Regions from separate parts of the Homo sapiens genome. Here region 2 is linked to region 1. The links are chromatin contacts, found by Hi-C or POLR2A ChIA-PET in ENCODE. All regions are on one chromosome and are shown on one strand. The core of a region is the stretch at or near the end of the contact, and the rest is flanking DNA. Distances in the headings are between cores, read along the strand shown. Region 1 has its middle 39 kb from the start of LCLAT1. Region 2 holds the start of LINC01936 (long intergenic non-protein coding RNA 1936).

The links. A loop is a pair of places that touch in the nucleus more often than their neighbours do. ChIA-PET counts read pairs that join two places held with the same protein, here RNA polymerase II (POLR2A). Pooled maps may share reads with other maps.
Region 2: a loop to region 1 is called in a map of heart right ventricle, with 3 times the contacts of the local background. The contact joins the promoter of LINC01936 here to the enhancer-like site in region 1. A Hi-C loop is called at or near these places in 12 of 168 maps with a recorded cell type or tissue (cardiac septum, heart left ventricle, heart right ventricle and 2 more) and 17 of 50 pooled maps. POLR2A ChIA-PET finds 5 or more read pairs at or near these places in 3 of 52 experiments (activated B cell, activated T-cell and naive thymus-derived CD4-positive, alpha-beta T cell).

The regions. Positions count from the first base shown.
Region 1 is chr2:30,404,841-30,410,959 of GRCh38, reverse strand. No RefSeq gene overlaps it. Among named protein-coding and RNA genes, the nearest start is that of LCLAT1, 39 kb to the left of the region's middle. RefSeq lists an enhancer at 1-776. Within about 2 kb of position 2,844, at least 12 of the 41 ENCODE cell types and tissues checked have a DNase peak (open chromatin) inside an H3K27ac peak, as active enhancers do; they include heart left ventricle, heart right ventricle and left ventricle myocardium inferior, where a contact is called at or near this core.
Region 2 is chr2:30,343,689-30,349,629 of GRCh38, reverse strand. LINC01936 (long intergenic non-protein coding RNA 1936) reads right to left here and starts at 2,984. Exons shown (of 2, transcript NR_122048.1): 1 at 2,515-2,984.

The DNA of each region.
Region 1 (6,119 bases), core at 1,595-4,094:
TCACCTACTGCAGGCCAAGGTCTCTGTCTAGGAACTGCTATGTGTGAGTCAATTTCCTGATGATGCAGTTTTTTTCTGCTCCATACCATGCTGAGTGGAATGTCTTGTTTATCAGCCCTCCAGGACCCCCACACCTGGTACTGTGGCATCATGACGATTGTCATAGTCTATGGGAAGGTGACTTCAATCTGCTGTGTGTATAATACTGTGTGACTCCCAGTTGTCAGCCACTCAGTCATTAAGCAGAAGAAAGAATGGGAAGGCACAGAGATCAGAGGGAGAAGGACAAAGAGATACAAGGAGAGTGACAGGAAAGAAGAAAAAATGACTGAGAAACTCCTAATGCAAAGTGGGTAATGGGTTTTGAAAATAACAGGGTGAGCCAAAGAGAAAGGGACAAATGATTTAGCAGAGAGACTGGAACATATACTGGTACCTCCACCTACTGTACCCCAAGCCTTGTGTTGAACCTGGACAAACAGTCTGGCCCTTCCAGGGACTCCCAAGCACAACGAAACACAGAGCTTCAAAGGAAAGAAGAGCAGGAAGTTGGTGGGTTTCAGGTGCTTGGAAAAGAAGTAGGCTGACATCTGACTCATCCTATTCAACTGCAAGCACCCAACACACACAGAAGCTTTCAGATGAGATCATCTGGTCGTGACTTGCAAAAGACTCTGATTTGGTGGCATATGGGGCTAGGCACTTTATCAACATTTTTCTTCCAGCACAGCAAAAGGTGGGTAGAATTGCAGCTCTTTTATAATAATAAATAATGTTATGGAAAGGAAAAATGAAGTATAGAGAAGGGACAGACCTTAAAAAGGATGCTCAATAATAAGAAAAACAAACACACACACACACACACACACACACACACACACAGACAAACAGACATTGTTCTCCTTGATCCATTGAGAGGTAATATGGTAGGACAGAAAACACATGGGCTTAAACATCAGAAAGACGTAGGCCTAAGCCTGCTTTTGCCACTTACTGACCTTTAGCAGTTGGTTTAACCTCTTTGATCCTCAGTTCTTTCATCTGTACAATGGGAAAATAATACCTACTATTCAGGGTTGTTGTGACGGCTGATGATGAGATGTGCATTTGGTTAGGAGATCAGTAACTGTCAGCCAGGATTATTCTACTATCTGTTAGCTTCAAGCAGCAGTGTGAGGACTAACTTCTCCAGGCAGCTCCTCCATCTCCCCAGTTATTGTTGTTTTATGGTACTTTGGAAAGGAGTTTCAAGTTCATTTGGTTCAAGTCGTTCCTTTTGTGGTCCAGAAAGGTGGGTGGCTGATTCGACATCACAGTTGGGATGTAGATTAGTGGCAAAGCTGGGTTGGTGCACCTGGCTTCCCAGACAATACTGCTTCCTCCTTACCTGTCTGCTTCTGCTAAAATGATGACTGGACCATCTTTGTAATAAGTCTTCAGAAGAAAAAATATTGGTAAAAATAAATGAACCAGATGCCTCCCCTTTCATTACTTTGCGATCCCTTTACTCACCTGGGTTGTTGTGCAAAGCGGATAAGCTCTCCACCTTGTGGGTGCTAACACAGGGATCAGGGAGATTTCTTATCAATGTGCTGGCAGCCCCATCAAAACTTCACATGAGCTTTTTTTGCTTTCCTGGTGGAGGCAGTAGCAGTGACTTGCTGCTATGGGATGCTCTGTCCACTAGCCTTGGCTTATGGGAATCCATCCAATGACTGTGCAGGAAGTCATCTATCTAATCCCCTTTGCCAGTAAGAATGTTTAAAACTGGCCAGAACCTCAGGGACAGTTCAGCTATTAATGGAAAGTAAATCAAATCTGAGGCCCTTAAAGACCCATGTAGTATAAACTGCATTTCCATAGACCTTGAAGCACATCTAGAAAGCCTTGTGGAAAGAAAGAGGGCCTTAGTTTCATCCTAGGCTGTGACTGCTTATGTTAGTTAGGGTCAGGCCAGATAGTTGATTCATCTTTTATAGAGCCAAGAACTCTCCAGAGGTAGAAAACAGGAGGGCAGTGTATTTAAGATGAAAGGAGAAGGAAGAATCCAGCCTAGGAAGAAAGGCAGCCTGGGACCACATCCTGACCCCAATCTTGTCTCAGGGCCGGGTTCAACCTCAGGTCTTCCTTTTCCTTCAGTTGGTTGAGAGAGGAGAGAAGACCAGAAATGGGTGAAAAAGAAGGGAAGCCTTTCATCTGTCCCTTGCAAAAAGGGACTCTCTTACCATGTCCAGTTAAGACTCTCCTTCTAGAAAATGGGCATGGAGGTGCTGATTGGAGCAGAATCCATTTCTCAGATACCAGCTCACCATCAGCATCTGGGTGGAGGGAGGCGTTCATGCTGGCCAGATGTTTGTAAGGCTGTGATAGTGAAGCCAAGAACCCCTGCAGTCAGCCAATGTTCTACCCAGTCTAGGATGAGGCTGCTTTGCCCTCAGCCTGGGGAGTGCCTGGGAAAAGGCAGGTCAGATCAGAGTGGGGATGTGAGGGGACCCTTTCTAAGCCAAAGGCCCACTTCAGTTCCAGGCAAAGAGGGTCTCCCTTTCTTCTCCCCCAACAATTCCTCAGATGATTACTTCCACACCCAATTTCCTTCATGCTCACATAAGGAGCCAGGCTCAGGGTCTGCAGTTTGGGAGGAAAGCTGCCTGCTCACCCCTCCTGTTTATCCTACACACACACACACACACACACACACACACACACACACACACGCCTGCAAGATTTCCACTCTTCACTGACTGTATCAGCCCAGCCTCATCTCCTTCCACGGCAGGGCCCTTGGAACCCAGCGCTGAGCTGGTGCTACTCTAAAAATAACTGTGTCCGATGTGATGAATGGGAAGGCATTTGCTCTCCTTTTCCTGCCTCGCGTCGGGGCCTGAATCATGTTGGGAAATGACATTCTGTTAACACAAGCACTTTTGCTTCCTCCTGTGCTCTCTCACCATCCGGTGGGGGCCCTGGCCGGGACTGGCTTTCAATTTTTAAAGCCCCCTGGGGGTCCATCCAATACCCCCATCCCCTGACATTAAGGAAAGTTTTAAACAAAGAGAAATGGAGAGAAGCATCCTGTGCTTCCCTGGGGGCATGCTAAGGACTTGAGGAGGCACAGGTGGCACAGATACGACCCCACCCCTACTTCACTAGGAAAAGCTGAGCTGACTGGACATCCAGACCAGGAATGTCTCTCGAGGCCAGGAACCAGCCTCAGCTCTGCACTGGGCTCTGGGCAGCCACTTGATGAATGACTGCAGAGTGGGAAATGGGAGGGACCCAGCCAGATAACGACTCCCTGCTTCCATCTGAGAGCGGCTCTGATACCATCTGGAATCAGACTTGTGGGGGAGTGGGCCTCAGCATTTTGGGCAACATATTTTGAGGCTTCTCCTTCCAGAGAAGCAGCTGGGCTTCTCTTGACTTTGTTCTAAGTTCTGTGAAGCCAAGCATCAAACCAACTTACCTTCCCATACCCCTACGTCCCAGTCATCGTGCCTGGCTCAGAAGAAGATCTTAATAGGTGCTTTTTGGTTCGAACAGAAATAAGTAGCATCTAGAGAGTCTAGGAGGGAGAACTAGAGTCACTCAGCTTTTTAAAGAACAAAGGATGGAGTCTCTGGAATCTAGAGATTTAGTCAAGGCCCTCATGCTGGGCCTGGGGAAAGATCATTTCTTTTTTTTTTTTTTATTTTTTTATTTTTATTTTTTTTAGAGACAGGGTCTCACCATGTTGCCCAGGCTAGTTTCAAGCTCCTGGGCTCAAGCGATCCTCCTGCAACGAACTCTCAAAGTGCTGGAATTACAGGTGTGACCCACCATATCTGGCTGTAAGATCATTTCTTAAAGCCCTTCCTCCAGCCTTGACTCTATCCCAACTCACAGGCCACTTGGGAACCCATGACTCTCTTCTCTGGAGCAAGGATTTGGCAGCTTATCACCCTCAGACAGAAACCAGCTCCTCCTGTGAAGCCTTACTTCTCATCCCTAAGACTCATTTCTGGGTTTTGTCTTGGATTTGTATGGGATCTTGGTTTAATGGAACCTGTTTTAAACATCCTTTTGGGCCCCCTATTGATCCTCTTAACCTTTAACCTATTCTCAAAGTGACAAAAACTTTTGGCTTAAGCAGTAAACCCATAATAAATCAGAACTCTAGGGAATCCATGTTTCACAGTTTCAAGAGAGTTCCATTGTTGGACTGGGGCAGAATATAACCAGCACCCATGCATGATCATCACTCCCATCTGTGTGTCTTCAAATGTGTAGGGACCCCGGACCAGGTCTTAGTGGCTGCTTGCAAGCTATATTATCCAGCTCTCCAACATGTCTCCCCACTCTTTTGGCACCCAATCACACACATGCCTACCCTGAGAGAAGATGGGGAGCATGTGGGCCTGAGAACAAAAGTCTACCCTCTCAAGGTAGCCAGGACAGGCTTCTCAGCTGTCAGCGAGTGATGGCAGCAGACAGGCTCACTATAGCTGGCAAAGGCCGATGCATACTCATGAACCTAGGCGACACAGATATGCAACGACTGGAGAAGACACAGGTTCATGTAAGTAAGAGGCTGAGATTGGGGAATCTCTAAGGGCACAGACTCAGGCAGATACCACAGGAGACTCAGATTCCAAAAATGGGGGCACAGAGAAGCATCAGCCCAGTGACTCACACCCTGCAGGTGCCGGTCATTGATGAAGAAGTGGAAGGAATTTGGGAAGGAGGCATTGGCTCGCCAGATCTTGTCGTGACCATAGGTATCTTCATTGGCAAAATGAGGAGGCAGGGTTGATCTCTGAATCTGTGATGCTGGCATACTTTTGTACTTAAAATTGGAGGAATCAGGCAATAGGAGGAAGAGAACAGCCTCTGTGGTGAGACGGCCAAATGGTTCCTAAAGAGAAGGTTTCCTTCTGCCTTTTCAATTTCTTGAATCTTTCTCCATAATCCCTTGTAACAAATCAAAGTGCTCTTTCTTAGAAGGCCTGGACTCCATCTTGGTGGTTAGCACCTCCTTTAATTTCTGCCGCACACCTTGTCAGCTCTCCCTCCTTCCCTCTCGTCCTCTCCTAGTTGCCCTTAGGTGCGGCTTTTTCCCTCATGACATCTCTGACTGCTGAGCAAGTGGGACCCTCCTCTCTGGGTTCCCCAGGCTTCAACAGAGGTCAGATTGGACTTGACTTCAGCAGGTCCTTTGACCACCTGAGCAATGTCCTTTCCCATTCTCCCACTCACAGACATTTCTTCAGAGGTGTGTCCCTAGTTTTGGGTATCCCTTCTCCCAAGGCAGCTCCCCTGAAGATCTCTGTGTTCTTGCCTGCTCCCCAAATTTCTTTTGTGGCCACTCCCTGAAGGCCTGTCCTGAATCAACTCGTGCTCATTTTGTCCTTCCCAATATTTGTTGTTTGGACACACAACTCTGCATCTCTGCTTTCTTGGTCTTGCCCCTTCTCCAAGACTTTCATTTTCTGTTTTTACTCTAGCTCTCAGAGTGATTGCCAGGGCTAAGCCTAGAAAGATGCCACTGAAGAGAAAAAGATCTTGCAGACTGGAACTTCCCTACCTCTACCCCACCCCCAGTTATCTCTATTGAGAAATGGCTACCAGGCAATCTCCAAGAGTCTGGGGAACTTTACAGCTGGTAGATTTCAGGGGACTACTCTGGATGTTTCTAGAGTGGAGCCAAAGCTCATCTTCAGGATATTTATATGGTGACCAGACATCTCCAGTGCTGGCTGATGCCGGGCCTTTGCATGAAGTGCTTACTTCTGCTAAATTCTGTTTGTAGGAGCCTCCTCCTTGCAGAGGTTGTCACTCCCTTGCTGAGGGTTAACTGCTTAGGAAGCTTTTGATCTGCATGTGAAAGAGCAACCAAAGTCGATCCAGCAGGCAGCCCAGTTTGCTAGGTTTCTCCTTTTCTTCTCTGTCTCTAGATGACATCCAAATAGCCCTGTTCTGATAAGTGCCAGAGAGTAACTATTCTAAAATTAAAGGGCAAGGATGTCTTTTCAAAGAAACATTTTTTAAAAAAACTTGGGCTCTGCAATTTAGCCTTTCCCTCAGTGAGGTAGGCTTCCAGGGTGGCTGGTTTCACTGCTGTAAAGATAAATGGGAGGCTAAGC
Region 2 (5,941 bases), core at 1,735-4,234, 61 kb after region 1:
TTTGCAGATGTAATTAAGGATTAACATTATTCTTAAGATAAGATCCTAAGGATCTCTCAGGTGGGGCCTAAATCTAACAACTGATGTCTTTATTTAAAAAAAAAAAAAAAAAAGTGAGAGGAAGACTTGAGACACACAGGGGAAAGCCTTGTGAAGATAAAGACAGAAATGGAATTTGGCCACCACAGCCAGGTAATGCCAGGAGCCACAGAAGCTGGAACAGGTGAGGAAGGATTCTCCTCTAGAGTCTTTGGAGATAGCATGGCCCTGCTGTCACCCTTTATTTTGGACTTCTAGTCTCTAGAACTGTGAGACAATATATTTCCGTTGTCTTAAGCCAACTCAGTTGGTAGCAATTTATTAAGGCAATCCTAGGACACTAACACACTAAGGCAAGACGTTGTCATCAGCCAGGTCGCTGGGAGCCACTGAAGAGCAGAACCTGCCTTCCATGACATCAATGTGCCCATGGGGATTTGAGGCTGGCCAAGGTGCCAACCTTAGCCCACAGTCATGCCTGGGCTTTTACACTTGTCTGGCGTCTGTACCTTTGGGGACAGTACTGTGTGGAATGACTGGAAACTGTTGCTTGTACCAGCTGACCACAGTCAGAACTGTTCTGGGAAATGATGGCCCATTTGGTAATGGAAAGCAATGTTCTCCTGCCCACTCTCTCCCAACCTCCACACCAGGCACAGCCTGGGCCTCACTTGCTGACTCAGGCAGATGGCTTAACCTCTCTGTGCCTCTCTTTCTAACCTATAAAATGACGATTAAAATAATGCTTGTCTCAAGCACTGTTGGGAGAATGAAATGAGACTGTATGTGCAAAGGGCCAAGCACAGTGCCTGGTACTCGGTAGGGCCCTTTCTCCACTGCCTTTCCTATGTCCTCTAAAGGAGCTTCTTTCAGCGTGGTGGCTTAATGGAATGATTTCCATTCACTCTGTATCTGTGAGGATTCAAAGAATTACACCGAAGAGTCCTTGATGGGAGAGGGTTGGAGCAAAGGCGGGTTGAATTGCTCCATATAAAAGACTAACAGAAACTTCCAAGGGTCCTTGGAAGGTCAAAAGGAAAGAGGTATGATGATGTTGCCTCTTGAGGGATGGTAGAGTCTGGAAGAGGGGAGAAGAGGAGACAGTGTCTGTGGACAACATGGCAGTGGGTGGAACCGGGAGCACTAGAATGGCTGGCAGAGGAGGTCCCTGAGGAGGATTGGCCAAGGAAGCACAGGGCAGTGGTGTGAACTGTTCCCTCTCCTGTACTTCACAGTCATCGGTCATCCCCTGCTCCTACCAAAGGGTAAATGTTGGTTCCGTCAGCTGTCTCGGGTCAGTGCTTCTTTAGGGAGTATGGGGAGAGGGACACATCATGTGTGGGATGAGGCCGCATGGAAAGCAGACGACATCTGCAGGGGACACATCTATGAGGGTGTCTATCACAATTCTCCCAGTCTAAACAAGAAATGAGATTGGGAGACATGTTGCTCTGCAGAATTCCCAGGGGTTGGAACAGGAGGATGAAAAAAGGCTTGAAATTCTGACTGCAAGTGGGAAGAGAGCACCAGGCAGTTGACCCGGACGCTAAAGGAAAAGGTGAGCTCAGCGGCTTGAGGACTTGGTGACAGCCAGGAAGCAGCTCTTGGGGACCCTTTTGACTTAGCTCCTGATTCCCTGCCATGCTGGCGTGGTGCAATGCATTCAACAGATTCTCAATAAATCCCTAAAAATAAATTATGTCTTGCAGGGGCCATAGAGAGCCAGAATACTATGTAATATTATGCATGGGAGGAGCTGGTGCTGCAAACCAAAGTCAAACCATGCACAGGGAGCTTCGAAGGATCTTCTCCCTTTTCAGCCCCTGCTAGCTCAGTGGACTTTATCTCTTTCCTTCTTCCCTAGGCCTTTTCTCCTGAGTAAATTCTCTCCAGTGCCTGATAGCAGTTTGTAAACTTTTTCCCAGATGACTGCTCTCTATAATCTATAATTCTCATCAATTATATATGAAAATATACACCTATATCTAAGGACATATATATATATATTTATATATATAAAATATGTAAATATATTATATATAATGTATATAATTATATAGAGATATATTTTATCTTTCCTCTGTTCCTTTAAAGCAAATCACTCCCACTCCCACTGCCTTTTTTTTTTTTTTTTTTTTTTTTTGAGACAGGGTCCCGCTCTATTGACCAGGCTGGAATGCAGTGGTGCAATCATGCCTCACTGCAGCCTCTGCCTCCCCGGCTGAAGTGATCCTCCCACCTCGCCCTGCCAAGTAGCTGGGACTGCAGGCACGCACCATCACGTCGGGCTAATTTTTGTATTTTTTGTAGAGATGGGGTTTTGCCATGTTGCCCAGGCTGGTCTTGAACCCCTGACCTCAGGTGATCCACCCGCCTCGGCCTCCCAAAGTGTTGGGATTACAGGCGTGAGCCACCGCGCCCCACCTCCATCTTCTACATGAGGATAAGGAAGCTCTGAGAGGTTAAGTGACTTGCCTAAGGTCACTCAGCCAATGAATGGTGGAGCCCAGCACTTAGCTCAAGCCAGGCGGCGTCACCGCTCACTGCAGGCTGTTCCCACGTGGTCAGGCGCAGGGTCTTTCTGCCTCATCACTGAAGTGGGGACTTGAATACGGCTCTTCCTTTTCTTGCATCCTCCATGTGCCCTCCTGGTAAACCAGATCCCCACGGCCTCAGCCGCTCTTCATCGGCCTGACTTGGGCTTCCAGAGCCTGCCCAGCCCACGTGGGGCTGGTTTGGCAAAAACTGGGCTCTAGATTTTGCTTTAGCTGTTTTCTTTTCCACTTCATTGTTTCCGTGGGATGTCTGCCTTCCCAAAATAACACCGGGGCATTCCAGGTAAACTCAACATCCGACGAAAATCCCCATTCAGCGGCAAGTCCGAAGGGTCCTGGTTTTTGCTATTGTTTTCCTCCCTTCCTCTGGCTCAGGCGGGGTAGGCGTCTGGGACAGGTTCCCGGTGGAGCCTGGATGGAGGGGGAAGCAGGAGGAGGAGAGGAGGGGCTTGGCCAGCTCCAGCCAGCCAGCTGATACTCCCGCCCTCTGCGCTAGCACTGGAGGTAGCCCTGAGCTTTCCCTTCTCACTTTGCTGGGGAATGTTCAAAGGCCTGTAGGAAAAGAACTGGGCAGGGTCTTGTGCCCTACTTCACTTTTATCAGAGAAAGAAAATAAAACCAAGGTGGCCCCTAATTCTGCTCTGATTTCTGGAGGCAGCATGGATGATATCATGGAGAAGCACTGGCTTTGGATTAAGCCAGAGCTGGGCTGAATCCTGGCTCTGGTGCTTACCAGCTGTAAGCTGTAGCAGCTGTAAGTCCATAAACAGCTTATGTGTTCCTCTGAGCCTCCATTTCCTCATCAGTAAAATGGGAGTGATAGTGTCCCTATTAGAGCAATAAAGACAGATGAATTCAATGCCCCAAATAGGACCTGCCCCATAATAGGGGCTCAACCCATATAGAATAGTTTTCTCTGTACTTCCTAGGATATGGGAGGAGGGGGAGTTGCTTACTTCTTCTTTGCTTTTTTTTTTTTTTTTTTTTTTTTAAGACAGAGTCTTGCTCTGTCACCCAGGCTGGAGTGCAGTGGTGCGATCTTGGCTCACTGCAACCTCCGCCTCCCCGGGGGTTCAAGTGATTCTCATGCCTCAGCTTCCTGAGTAGCTGGGATTACAGGCATGCAGCGTCACTCCCAGCTCATTTTTTTTGTAATTTTAGTAGAGACATGGTTTCACCATGTTGGCCAGGCTGGTCTCGAACTCCTGACCTCAAATGATCCACCTGCCTCAGCTTCCCAAAGTGCTGGGATTACAGACAGGAGCCACCGCACCTGGCCTTCATTGCTTTTTGATGTCATTATTACCCAAGTGCTGAGAAGGTGCTGTTTAGAGGCCAACTTAGAGAAGTGGAAAAAGCAGAGAGAGTGTCGTCAGACAGGTAGGGCCCATGCCTTACTTGTTTATGTATGTACCCCTAACAGAATTTTGTAAAGCTATCCACTGTCTACCCCCAGCACATTTAAAAAATGAAGTTCAAAAGTTAAGTAGCTGCAAAAACTGTGGTTTCTGGCTTATTGTAAATATTGATATTTAAAACCTACTGTGACTTCACACTTTAAAATGGATCCAGTGGAATGTAACATCGACAATTTGGTAGCCCCTATCATCCATTTTAAAATTTATGAAAAAGCTGATTGGCATTCAGGAATTTTACATCTTTCTTTTTATCTCCTGGAACTCTTATTACTATTCCTACTTCCTTCACAGATTTTTATCCTGACATATTATTTTCTTATGCTTCAGAGTATTTTATTGATCACATTTACATACATGGAAAAAGCCGTTTTTCGTATTTTATACTTTTTTTTTTTGCTCTTGTAGGATTCTCCCCCAAGAGCAGGGGGAATGAAGAACAAAGTCATTAAATGAAAATTGTTATTTTATTTATTTATTTATTTATTTTGAGATGGAGTCTTGTTGTGTCGCCCAGGCTGGAGTGCAGTGGCACGATCTCGGCTCACTGCAACCTCTGCCTCCTGGGTTCACGCCATTCTCCTGCCTCAGCCTCCCGAGTAGCTGGGACCACAGGCGCCCACCACCACACCCGGCTAATTTTTTGTATTTTTAGTAGAGACGGGGTTTCACCGTGTTAGCCAGGATGGTCTCGATCTCCTGACCTCGTGATCCACCCGCCTCGGCTTCCCAAAGTGCTGGGATTACAGGCGTGAGCCACCGCACCCGGCCAAAAATTGTTATTATTCTCACCACCAGTACAAGGATGCAGAGGCCCTGTGAGCTATGGAATTATTCATGGAGTCATTCCCCACGTTGGGTCCCCTTTCTTTTGTAAAACGGAAAAAGCCTTAGTGTGTTAATTCAGTCTTATTCTCAGATAACTCCATTTTAGGGAAGAAGGCCGATGCAAGTTGAGGATCTGGAAATTGGTTTCCTGATTATTATTTTTGCCTAATTACCCTCTGGAATTTGATACATATCCCAGTTAGAGGACACTGAGTTCCCATTTAAAATCCAACTTTACCACTTAATATGGTCAGGTAACCTGAGGCAGGTTTCCAAACCTGTGGGTTTCCACAGAGGATTGCTACTAGAATAAAATGAGGTTATAGATATTATGCTATGAAGTTTAAGTTCCCAATAAATGGTGAATTCTCAGGGGATATGTTTTTCACTATTTAGTATTTATGAGATTAGGGTGTGTATTATTATCAGTGTGTACATTTGATGTGGTAGGGCTTTCCCCCAAATCTGTTTTTGAATTGCAATTGATAACATATAGGGTAAAGACATAGGGTAGTTTGCATCCTTCCAGCCTGCCCGCAATCTGCCTTCTTTTAGGTTTCCAGGCCCATTCTGACCTGGGCTCATGGCTTTGGGAGCTGAAATCTATAGCAAATAGCCAGTGATACCTCTTGAATCCTTTTCCCAGGTTGTAACTGTGGCTCAGAGCTCATCAGCCTGTAAGTGTCATTGGACAATTTTCTCTAGATCCACTCCCCTAACTGCAAGCTCATTGAATTGCATCTGATGTTTGCTTTTCCCTCCGCAGCTTCGTGAAAGTTTCTTGTAGTTTTCTTTGATCTGTATGACAGTTCATTGTCCCGAAGAGCTATGTCATCCTTGGATTTGATGGCTTCACTGTGTACTCCTTTTTATTTGAAAGAAAAAAGAAGCCAACTGAAAAGAGATCTGAGCGCTGATCCCCGTGAGAAAGGACAAAGTCACATCCAAAGAAGCCGTTATGCTGCCTTTGTTCCTGGACTCTACAGAGATCCATATCCAGTGTGAAACATCTCTCTGATCACGTATTAGAAGTCAGCAAATATCATTGAATGCATGAAATGAATCAATCCCATGGAAATTTAGTTTTAAACGAAGCTTTATTGT